2 separate regions of the Homo sapiens genome follow, and region 2 is linked to region 1. Evidence: chromatin contacts called from ENCODE Hi-C or POLR2A ChIA-PET data. All regions are on one chromosome and are shown on one strand. Each heading gives the region's core, a stretch centred on a gene start or an enhancer-like site at or near the end of the contact. The rest is flanking DNA. Distances are from core to core; before and after follow the strand shown. Region 1 has its middle 16 kb from the start of RNASE10. Region 2 holds the start of RAB2B (RAB2B, member RAS oncogene family).

Evidence for each region. A loop is a pair of places that touch in the nucleus more often than their neighbours do. ChIA-PET counts read pairs that join two places held with the same protein, here RNA polymerase II (POLR2A). Pooled maps may share reads with other maps.
Region 2: a pooled map shows a loop between it and region 1 (2.7-fold over the local background). The contact joins the promoter of RAB2B here to the enhancer-like site in region 1. A Hi-C loop is called at or near these places in 1 of 50 pooled maps. POLR2A ChIA-PET finds 5 or more read pairs at or near these places in 2 of 52 experiments (A673 and GM12878).

Annotation. Positions count from the first base shown.
Region 1 is chr14:20,486,794-20,491,951 of GRCh38, forward strand. No RefSeq gene overlaps it. Among named protein-coding and RNA genes, the nearest start is that of RNASE10, 16 kb to the right of the region's middle. RefSeq lists an enhancer at 4,878-4,977. Within about 2 kb of position 2,743, at least 2 of the 41 ENCODE cell types and tissues checked have a DNase peak (open chromatin) inside an H3K27ac peak, as active enhancers do; they include GM12878, where a contact is called at or near this core.
Region 2 is chr14:21,475,395-21,480,552 of GRCh38, forward strand. RAB2B (RAB2B, member RAS oncogene family) reads right to left here and starts at 1,565. Exons shown (of 8, transcript NM_032846.4): 1 at 1,433-1,565; 2 at 1,134-1,205. The coding sequence starts at 1,478. TOX4 (TOX high mobility group box family member 4) reads left to right here and starts at 1,801. Exons shown (of 9, transcript NM_014828.4): 1 at 1,801-1,890; 2 at 2,102-2,170. The coding sequence starts at 1,885. RefSeq lists enhancers at 982-1,101, 1,682-1,751.

The DNA of each region.
Region 1 (5,158 bases), core at 1,493-3,992:
GCATGGTAATCAAAAGTTTCTTTTAAGGCTGTCACGTTTGAAAAGCTAGACCTCCAGATGGACATGTGGATTACACAGTTGGGTATATGAGTTTGGAGTCCAAGGGAAGAGGTTTAAGCTAGATAAATACATTTGGAAGTCATTAGCACATAGGTGGTGTTTAAACCAAATTATCTGGACGATATCACTTGGGGACAGAAGTCAGGAGAAGGAGAAGGATCTAGCAAATGTGTTTGAGGAGACATTAATGAGGTAGAAGGAAAACCAAGAAGTAGGATGCCTTGGAGGGCAAGTGAAGAAAGCGTTTTAACACAAGAGACTGATCGAGGTCACTGCTCACCTTGACGAGCAGTCTCAGCGGGGTAACAAAGATGATATCTTTATTAGAGCGGACACCAGAAAGAATGAGAGGTGAGGAAATAGAGGCAGCAAGTGCAAACCATGAAATTTTGCTATAAAGGGAAGTGGTAGCTGGGGGAAAGGATGTGGGTTCAGGAGAAGGTTTTTTCCTTTTTTTTTAAATGATGGGAGGCATTTTGAACTGGAAAGAAGCCAACTGGGACTTGGGTGTGATCTGAAGAAGAGAAGATGGCCTGTACCATAGTCTGAGAGTTAAATGGCACCTTTATTGATTATTGATATAATACCCTATGGCTTGCTTATAGTACAGTTACACCTGTGTTGTGTGATAGGGAGCCTTGCCAGTGGAAGCAAATTGGTCTAAGATAGAAGCTTGGTTTTGACTTGATAGCTGCCCATAAGAGGGCAGCAGAGCAGAGCTAGGAAATTAAAAACAACAACAACAATAATAACAACAACAAAGAAAAACTCTGCAAGGTGATCCCTGCAGGGTAAAGACTTTTTAGCAAACTCTTTAAAGATATTAAAGAAAGTTCAGCCCTTCCTCCCCAGAGCCTCAGTGCTAGATTCTTGCTTAGAGACCCCAAAGGCTCCAGACTTGGGAATACAACTGGTAACATGGCAGACTATGAGCCCTGCAGGGGAGGGAGCAACTGTAAAGCTGATTGAGTGTAAAAGAATGGCTAGTACAGAAGGAAGATGTAGCTGTTATATCGAAGCATTAAAAACAAACAAACAACAAACTAGGCCAGGTGGGGGCCGGGCACAGTGGCTCACGCCTGTAATCCCAGCACTTTGGGAGGCTGAGGTGGGAGGATCACTTGAGGCCAGGAGTTTGAGACCGACCTGAGCAACATAGCAAGACCCTGTTTCTAAAAAAAAAAAAAAAAAAAAAAAAAAATTTACAAGCTGATTGTGATGGCACACACCTGTAGTCTCAGCTACTTGGGAGTCTGAGGCAGGAGGATCACTTGAGCCCAGGAACTCCAGGTTACAGTGAGCAATGATCATGCCACTGCTCTCCAGCTTGGGTGATAAAGCGAGACCCTATCCCTCTCTAAAAAACAAGACAAAACAATAACAATAAAACAAATTAGTCTGGACCATTGTCATTATGAACAGACTATTTTTTCAAAGTAATCACTGCAATTTACTATCATTCCATAAAAGCCATTGATGCTGAATTCCAATGTGTGTGGCTAAATTTTACCAAAAAAACCTAGTATAGAAGGACTTAATTTATGCTGGGAGGAAGGGAGACACTCATGCTGAGATTGGACCTTTAATGTGAATATTCACAGCAGGTAATATGTACATAGTGCTTTATAGTTTACAAAATATTTTACATTTTTTGGTCCTTTTTAGTTGTGATAATTACTGAGACCCTTGAGCAAGTATCATTGATATTTTTCTCATTTTCATTTTTCTGATTTAAAAAGGCTTAGAGAAAGGTTATCTGACTTTTCCAATACCACACAGCAAAGGAATAGCTAAGCTATTCCTTCAGGCTCAGAACTTTTGTCACCATAGCATTAGATCTACATAAAGAGATGGGGATGGAGAATGTGTAAAAAGGCATCACGTTTAGGTTGAATGAAAAGCCAGAGAGTAGTTAAGTTTGGTGGTAAACAGAAGATGAAAGGAGGTAGTGAAGAACTGTCTTCTATTAATATTATTATTATGATTTTTTTAAGAGATAGAATCTTGATCTGTTACCCAGGCTCTGTGGAATGCACTAGTATGATCATAGCTCTCTGCATCCTTGAACTCCAAGGCTCAAGCAATCCTCTTGCCTCAAACTCCTGAGTAGCTGGGACTACAGGCACATATCACCACACCCAGCTGATTAAAAAAAATTTTTTTTGTAGAAACAAAGTCTTGCTATGTTGCCCAGGCTGGTCTCGAATTCCTGGCCTCAAGTGATCCTAGCACCTCGGCCTCCTAAAGTATTGGGATTACAGGCATGAGCCAACGTACCTGGCCTTATATTATTTTTAAACTTATTTATATAGAAGAATCAAATTTACTCTGTGCAACTTTGGAGAGTTGACTAGGACAGGAGAGCCCACTCAATATTAGAAAAAGAGCTCTACAAAAAAGACATTGTTACGTTACATTCCTGAAATGTTGAAATAGGGGCTAGAGGAATATTTGACAAAGCTGTAGAGAGAAATAGTTGACCTTATGACCTCTAAAATTCTTTTCAAGATATTTTATCTGCAAAAACCTGAATAGCAACAACTATAGTTCCACAACACTCTAGTTCTACAGAAGGAGGGTGGGATGTTACACTGTGCTTTCATGTTTCAATAATTATATATCTATCCATGCATGTCCACTTCTGCTTGATGCCACTGAAGTGGGACCTGAGGAGCTGGGGTGCTAGGGCAGAAAGAGTAAGGTCTGTGCCCGATCCTAGACAAAAGTGGAAGCAATTCACTGCTTCATCCATCACGGAAGGGCAACTCTTTAGCTTAGCAAACTGAGAAATTTTCAGGCTCAACACCAGCAGGAATTCAATTTGCAGCAAGATAGACCTCAGGGGATTGAGGCAATGATTCAGAGAGGATGGGTGGGGTAGGGTTACACAGGAACTTTAGAGAAAGAATCGTTTGTGGGTGGAAGCCTTGGGCAGAGGTGCACTCAGTAGAGAAGAAAGCCATTTGTTCCAGAACAGCAGTTTGAAAGGGGTGTGTTTTGTGTGGGCAATGGTGTATGAGGAAAGGGTTTGTGGGGAAGAAGCGTGTGGGGCTACTAACAGGCACAGAAACACTTGTTGAGAAATGTTGTTCATAGGGGGATTGCTTTGCTGGGGCCCAGGAGCAGGTGGTTTGGTGCAGTGAAAGAGGCCAGAGGGGCAGAAAGAAGGGTCCTAGCTGTGGCCTTAAACACACACATACACACACACACACACACACACACCAAAAAGCAAGGAAGAACCCCTTATCCTCTCAGCCAAGATAAGCAAGCGCTGTTACCAGCTAGGTGTGCTTACTATGGATTTTATACATTTTAGAGAAAATTTCTAATGCCCATTTGTCCTGAACTTTTTACTTGGAATATCGTTAAGTTTACGGAAAAGTAGAAAGGATCATGTAATGAACACTAGTGTACCTCTCACCTAAACCATCAATAGTCAATAATCTGCTACATACATTTGTTTTCTCCTGAGCCATTTGAAAGTAAATTGCTGCAGACAATTTGCCTATCAGTCCATTTTTGAATATATTGGCACGCATCTCTAAGAATAAGGACATTCTCTTACATAATAGCATTGCCATTATGAAGATCTTACCTATGAAGATCCACATTAATTCATAAGATCTGCATGTGTGTTACTTATCAGTACGTCTTATAATGGATTCTGAATGCTTTCCCTTTTCTTATTTCTCTAGCTGTCATCTTTGAAGGTAAAACCTCGACTGCATATCTGGCCAGCCAGGCCAGGCCAAAGTACCTGTATACTGGGTGAGGGGATAAGAAAGACTCTCTCAAAGAGCACAGGAACCTGGAAGCCTGTCAGAGGTCACCTCTCACGGAAGCCCAGGACGCTTCCTTCCTGCTGAGCTAATCTTAACTGCTGACCTCCACGCATTGCTCAGGGCTCCCTCCCTCCCTTCTTCCCTATTTCCTTCCTTCCCTTTCCTCTCCTTTCCTGTCTCTTTCACCAAACCTTAACGGACAACTCTTCTGTGCTAACTTCTGTGCCAGTGTATTAGTCCGTTTTCATGTTGCTGATAAAGACATATCAGAGACTGGGAAGAAAAGGTGGTTTAATTTGACTTACAGTTCCACATGGCTGGGGAGGTCTCACAATCATGGCAGAGGGTGAAAGGCACTTCTTACTTGGAGGAGGCAAGAGGGAATGAGGAAGATGCAAAAGTGGAAACCCCTGATAAAACCATCAGATCTCGTGAGACTTATTCACTACCACGACCAAACCATATCAGCCAGTATCTGCCATCCCAAGTGAACTTAGTCTGTGAACTCAAAATAGTGCTGGCCAGGCATGGTGGCTCACGTCTGTAATCCCAGCGCTTTGGGCGGCCAAGGCGGGGGGATCATGAGGTCAGGAGATCGAGACCATCCTGGCTGACATGGCGAAACCCTGTCTCCACTAAAATACAAAAAAATTAGCAGGGCATGGTGGCACATGCCTGTAGTCCCAGCTACTAAGGAGGTTGAGGCAGAAGAATGGAAGAATGGCTTGAACCCAAGAGGCAGAGGTTGCAGTGAGCCGAGATCGCGCCACTGCCCTCCATCCTGGCAACAGAGTGAGACTCTGTCTCAAAAAAAAAAAAAAAAGTTCAGAAAAGGCAGAGTTTCTTCTGGCGAGTCATTCCTTTCTTTGGCTCTGTGACCCGCCCTTTAGGAGCATCGTGCAGATGGACTGGCTTGTCCACCTGGTGGCCCTATCAGGGTATATGGGCTTGGCATGGAAAAAGCCTCTGCTCCTTGGATCACTAATATTACCTTGATCATCATCATTACCTGACCAGAGTACTAGACACAGTTTCATGAAGAGAAAGCAAACCCTTTCATCCTGAAATTTTAACTTAGTTGCTCCTCCCATGGGGTGATTCTTGGTGCAGGGGAGATATCTATTTGCAAATTGAGGGGCATTTGTGTCTACCTTCTTGACTTAGGTGGTTTCTGTTTTGTTTCTCGTTATGGTTGTTGGCTGTCCTTTCAAGATTATTTCTACGCGTCAAAAAGTCTGTGAGCTAATTTTAACATGTCAGGCATCTTACTGGAAACCACACATTTACTCCGAATAAAGCTACAACATGCTAACTAA
Region 2 (5,158 bases), core at 315-2,814, 990 kb after region 1:
AAAAGAGCCTAAGAAATAGGTTCTCAGAAACAATACTTTTTTTTTTTTTTTTTTGAGATGGAGTCTCGCTCCGTCACCCAGGCTGGAGTGCAGTGGTGCGATCTCAGCTCACTGCAGCCTCCACCTCCTGAGTTCAAGTGATTCTCCTGCCTCAGCCTCCCAAGTAAGTACCTTACAGGCACACGCCACAACGCCCACCTAATTTTTTTAACAATACATTTTACATTTCCAATAATTGCCAGAGGCACAATTAAGCATTGTTGCCTTGTTAAGCATTGTATCATTAGCCCCTATCGCAAAGTGAGAATTCGCTCAATATTCCCTTTAAAATACCTTTTAGTTGATACTGCCAAATCCTTTTCTAACCCCATCAATTATTTGACTCTAAATAAATCCGTTAGGAACAGTGGTAGCTTCAGGTTTCCATACAGGTGGGACTTGGAAGTAGCAATATGGTAAGAATGGGGATGTAGGGGTTTATTTAGAAACTGCATTTGCATGGCAAGAAAGCTAGTTTCATATATGTTGTTTATTTGGACTGGGGTTACGGAGATAACGAAGAGGGGGTAGTTAAAAGCCTCTTCAGGCCATGCCTTATCACAAACGTGTGGGAAAGGTTAATATTTTCCAGGATCGCCAGTGCGTTTGAGGAACTGTTAACACACTCTTTCATTTAAAAGGAAAGTTTTTAGTTTTATTTGCCTATTAATTCTAAGGCAGGGATGACTCCTCAATTTGCTTCTTCACCAATATAAAAAATGTCCATGTATTGGTGTTTACTTTTTAAAAGTAAGGCTGGTATTAATTTACCTCAAAGCACAGATGAGTTCATAAATAAGCAGTTATGCTTTCGTGGGATTTTCCATAAACATACAAATTGTATTTGAAAAAAAATTATATGACGAGTCTATACCTCACACTCTAAAAAGTTACCTTTCAATTATATACTCTCCCTTACACTACTCCCCACATATCAACGTTTCATTGGTCACTTCATTAACATAAGTTTGGACTAGTTTAAAGTAGTGAGGGGTAACTTTTTACTTCGAACACTGAAGGCTGCTAACTTTCCACTTTAGCAATTTAGCTAGTCAGGTTTTATCATCTGTTCTGGAACAAGTAGATGCACTTACCTATTGTGAGGTCGTGGACAGGCTGGAACCGCTTATCTGTAAACTGCAGGAGGAGACATGACTTCCCCACACCTGAAAGAGAAAGCACACTCCCGGAATCACGCAGCCCTGGAACACCTTCCAGAGTATGGACTTCCCGGACCAGAGAAGGGGGGCTCCCGAGCCCCGCCCCCGGCCGCCCCGAACCGCCCCGCCCGTCTCGAATCGCCCAGCCCACAAAGTGAGCCCCGCCCCCGCCACCCAATTTGGGAGCTTCGAATGCCCGCCCGAGCCTTGAAGGCGAACCACCTGAGGGTTACCTGTGTCTCCGATGATGATATACTTGAAGAGATAAGCATAAGTCATGGTGTCGCGTCCTCTGGGTTCCGGGTCCGCCCGACTTCTATAGCCACTTACCTCCGACCTCTCTAGCCACTCAATCTACCGATCTTCTTCTTCTCCCCCTTCCCCCCGCTCCCCCGCCCCTCCGGCTCCTCTAGCCCAGATCACGTCTCTATTGCACTCCCCGGAATCATCCTTAGGTCGGGAGTACCCTACGCCACCTCCAGGGACGCTTCTAGCACTTCTACATGCCCTTATCCCTCCAAACTCCAGGGGGCGATAGCCCAGCGCCTGACTCTCTGCAGCCCCACGGCGCTCCTTCCAATCAGCAGAGAGAACACACGTCCTTGCGGAAGTGACGGCAGTTCCGAGTCCAGTGGGGGCGGTGGGAGCGATGAGGGTCTGAGACGGTGGGAGCGGTTGTGTGAAGATGGAGGTAGGAACCTGATAGCTAAGAAGGCTGGCGAGAGAACGCGGCCGACCGGGTTGAAGCAGGGACGGGAAGCCGGGCGGAGAGGCGACTGACGGGAGAGGAGAGAGAGCGGGGTTTGGGGAGTGTTGTCAGAATGTCAGGGTCAAAAGCCATCGCTCCAAGCTGACTCCCTGCTCCCCCTAACTTATCCCCGCGACTTTCTTTTGGTTTCCAGTTTCCCGGAGGAAATGACAATTACCTGACGATCACAGGGCCTTCGCACCCCTTCCTGTCAGGGGCCGAGGTGAGCCAGAGCTGCCGACGCCGCGGGGGTAGGGCCTGAGGCAGCGGTGGGGTAGGGTAGTGGGGAGGAGAGCACGGACTCCGGGGACGGGGGCTGGGAACCAAGGGCCGCAATTGGTGTTTAGAGAAAAGTGGCGGTTGCTTCTAGAGCCTGTGGGGACTATCTGGGGAAGTCTTGGGAAGTTGCTGTCATCAGAAAGCAAGGTATTGGAAAGAGATAACCTGTTTAAAGAGAAAAGGGATTCTGGATTAGAAGACAGAGTGGAATTGTCTCCTTTCTCTGGGGAGAAATAGCTACAGTAATCTTAGGGGATCGCAGTGGAAAGAAAATGTTTCAGCAGCTGAAGAAATTGGGGTTGAGGGGAGGAGCTTATTGGTTTTCTTTTGTTTTGAGACAGAGTCTCGCTTTATCGCCCAGGTTGAAGTGCAGTGGTGCGATCTCGGCTCACTGCAACCTCTGTCTCCTGGGTTCAAGCGATTCTCCTGCCTCAGCCTCCCGAGTAGCTGGGATTACAGGCGTGCGCCACCACGCTCGGCTAATTTTTGTATATTTAGTAGAGATGGCAGTTTCACCATATTGGCCAGGCTGGTTTCGAACTCCTGACCTCAGGTGATCCACCCACCTCGGCCTCCCGGAGTGCTGGGATTACAGGCCTGAGCCATTGCGCCCGGCCTAAATTTCCTACTTTGATAAAAAATTTGTGGTTACCTTTACCTACATGGTGTCAGCTTGTTTTGCTAATGTCAGGAGGAAAGGAAATAGCTGCTAGAGAATATAAAAGAGTTGAGTAGGACATGTGTTTCAATTTGCCAGTGACTCAGACGTTGGGCACATTACTTCATCTTTGTATGTCACAGTTTCCCCAGCTGTCAAACAGCTGTAATTATAGTTTCTTATGCTGTTTTAAAGTAGAAGTAAAGGTTATGATGAAACCCTGAAGTGTTCGTTAAAAAAGTTTGGTTGAAATATTGTCATAATATAGATATGTATCACTTGTTTGGGAGAGGCAAAAGAGAATGGTGGAACAGACAAAAATTTCTGTCTTTGAGAAACTGAAGTCTTGAACCATCTGCCATTTTTTGAGGACTTTTATATTTATTTTCAAAAGTGGTGTGGACCATTTGCATCAGTTTTTTTTACCAAGAATTGTCAGTGGCTGTTGCATGGGCTTATCCTATAATCCTAACGTTTTCATGGATGAAAATGGGGTTGACAAGGGCCAGTTGCTAGTTTAACTTTTTTTTTCTTTCTTTTTTTTTTTGAGACAGTCTCCCTGTAGCCCAGGCTGGAGTGCAGTAGCACGATCTTGGCTCACTGCAGCCTCCACCTCCTGGGCTCAAGTGATTCTCCTGCCTCAACCTCCCAAGTAGCTGGGAATACAGGTGTGCGCCACCACACCCAGCTAATTTTTTTTTTTTTTTTGAATTTTTGTAGAGACGGGGTTTCACCCTGTTACCCAGGCTCTTTAACTCCTGGCCTCAAGTGATCTGCCCGCCTCAGCCTCCTAAAGTGCTAGGATTACAGGCATGAGCCAATGTGCCCAGTGCCAGTTTAACTTTTTTGTTGCTTTTATTTATTATTCTCATAAGCAGGATAAGTGTGAATCTAGTATGCAGCAAACTTTGAAATGATATAAAACCTAAATCTGGGCCCAGCACAGTAGCTCGTGCCAGTAATCCCAACTGTTTGGGAGGCTGAGGCAGGAGAATTGCATGAGCCCAAGAGTTCTAGACCAGCTTGGGCAACGTGATCAAACTCTGTCTCTATAAAAGATAATAATAATTAATTTTAAAAAAACAGGTGAGGCGGGGTGCGGTGGCTCATGCCTGTAATCCCAGCACTTTGGGAGGCCAAGGAGGGCGGATCACGAGGTCAGGAGTTCGAGACCAGCCTGACCAACATGTGAAACCCCATCTCTACTAAAAATACAAAAATTAGCCGGGTGTGGTGGTGCGCGCCTGTAATCCCAGATACTCAGGAGGCTGAGGCAGGAGAATCGCTTGAACCTGGGAGGCAGAGGTTGCAGTGAGCCGAGATTGCGCCATTGTACTCCAGCCTAGGTGAACGAGTGAGACTCCATCTCAAACAAACAAACAAAAACAGCTAAAATCTGCTTGGTGCTTTGCACTCTTAGTTGCCATTTTCTTCTAAGTGAGATCTTCATTTTTAAATTTCATTATTTGAGTGTTGCAAATCTCACATTGGACTTACCTGCATGAAATTCCCAATTTCTCCTCAATCAGGTCTCCACAGTTTAAATTTTGTTATTTAGAGTGTTATAAATTTTACGTTGGCCTCGTTCATGAGAAAGTGCATTTTAAAATTAAATACAAGTAGCTTTCAAGTTTACCCACTGTTCTTAATTCTCTACCCCATTTATGAAGTTGAACAATCAAGAGGTAGCCACATTTAAAAAAGTGGTTCCTTTTTGCTTTTGCTTTTGTTTTTAATAGAGACAGGATCTCACCATGTTGTCCAGGCTGGTCTCAAATTCCTAGGCTCAAGCGATCCTCCCACCTTGGCCTCCCAAAGTACTAGTATTGTAGGTGTGAGCCACCATGCCAGGACAGAAGTGGTTCCTTTTCACATCAAGAAACTTCCCATGAAGAATCATGGTGTATAGTGAAGAAAAGTAAATTTAAAGTATTAACAAGTAATATTATAATAAAAAAGAAAGAAACTTTCCAGGTTTGAATCTGTCCTTTGTTTTTGTTTTTGTGACTTAAGAAATCTTATTTTATTTTGCCAAGAAACTGATAGCTAAGTTTTAGGCTCAATTTCAGTAGCTTCCTTTGCCTAAGGCTCCTGTCATTGTTAACAGTTCTCCATTTTCTCATTACAACTTCTACACCTTCCCTTTCCCTTGGTAGCGGTGGTAATGGTTGTTTATAACTTTTATTTTAATGGGGTTATGGTTTTACTGTGAGCCATTCCAAATATATCTTAGAAGTAGGTAAAGGTAATATTAAAAAAAAGTTTTTTTTTACA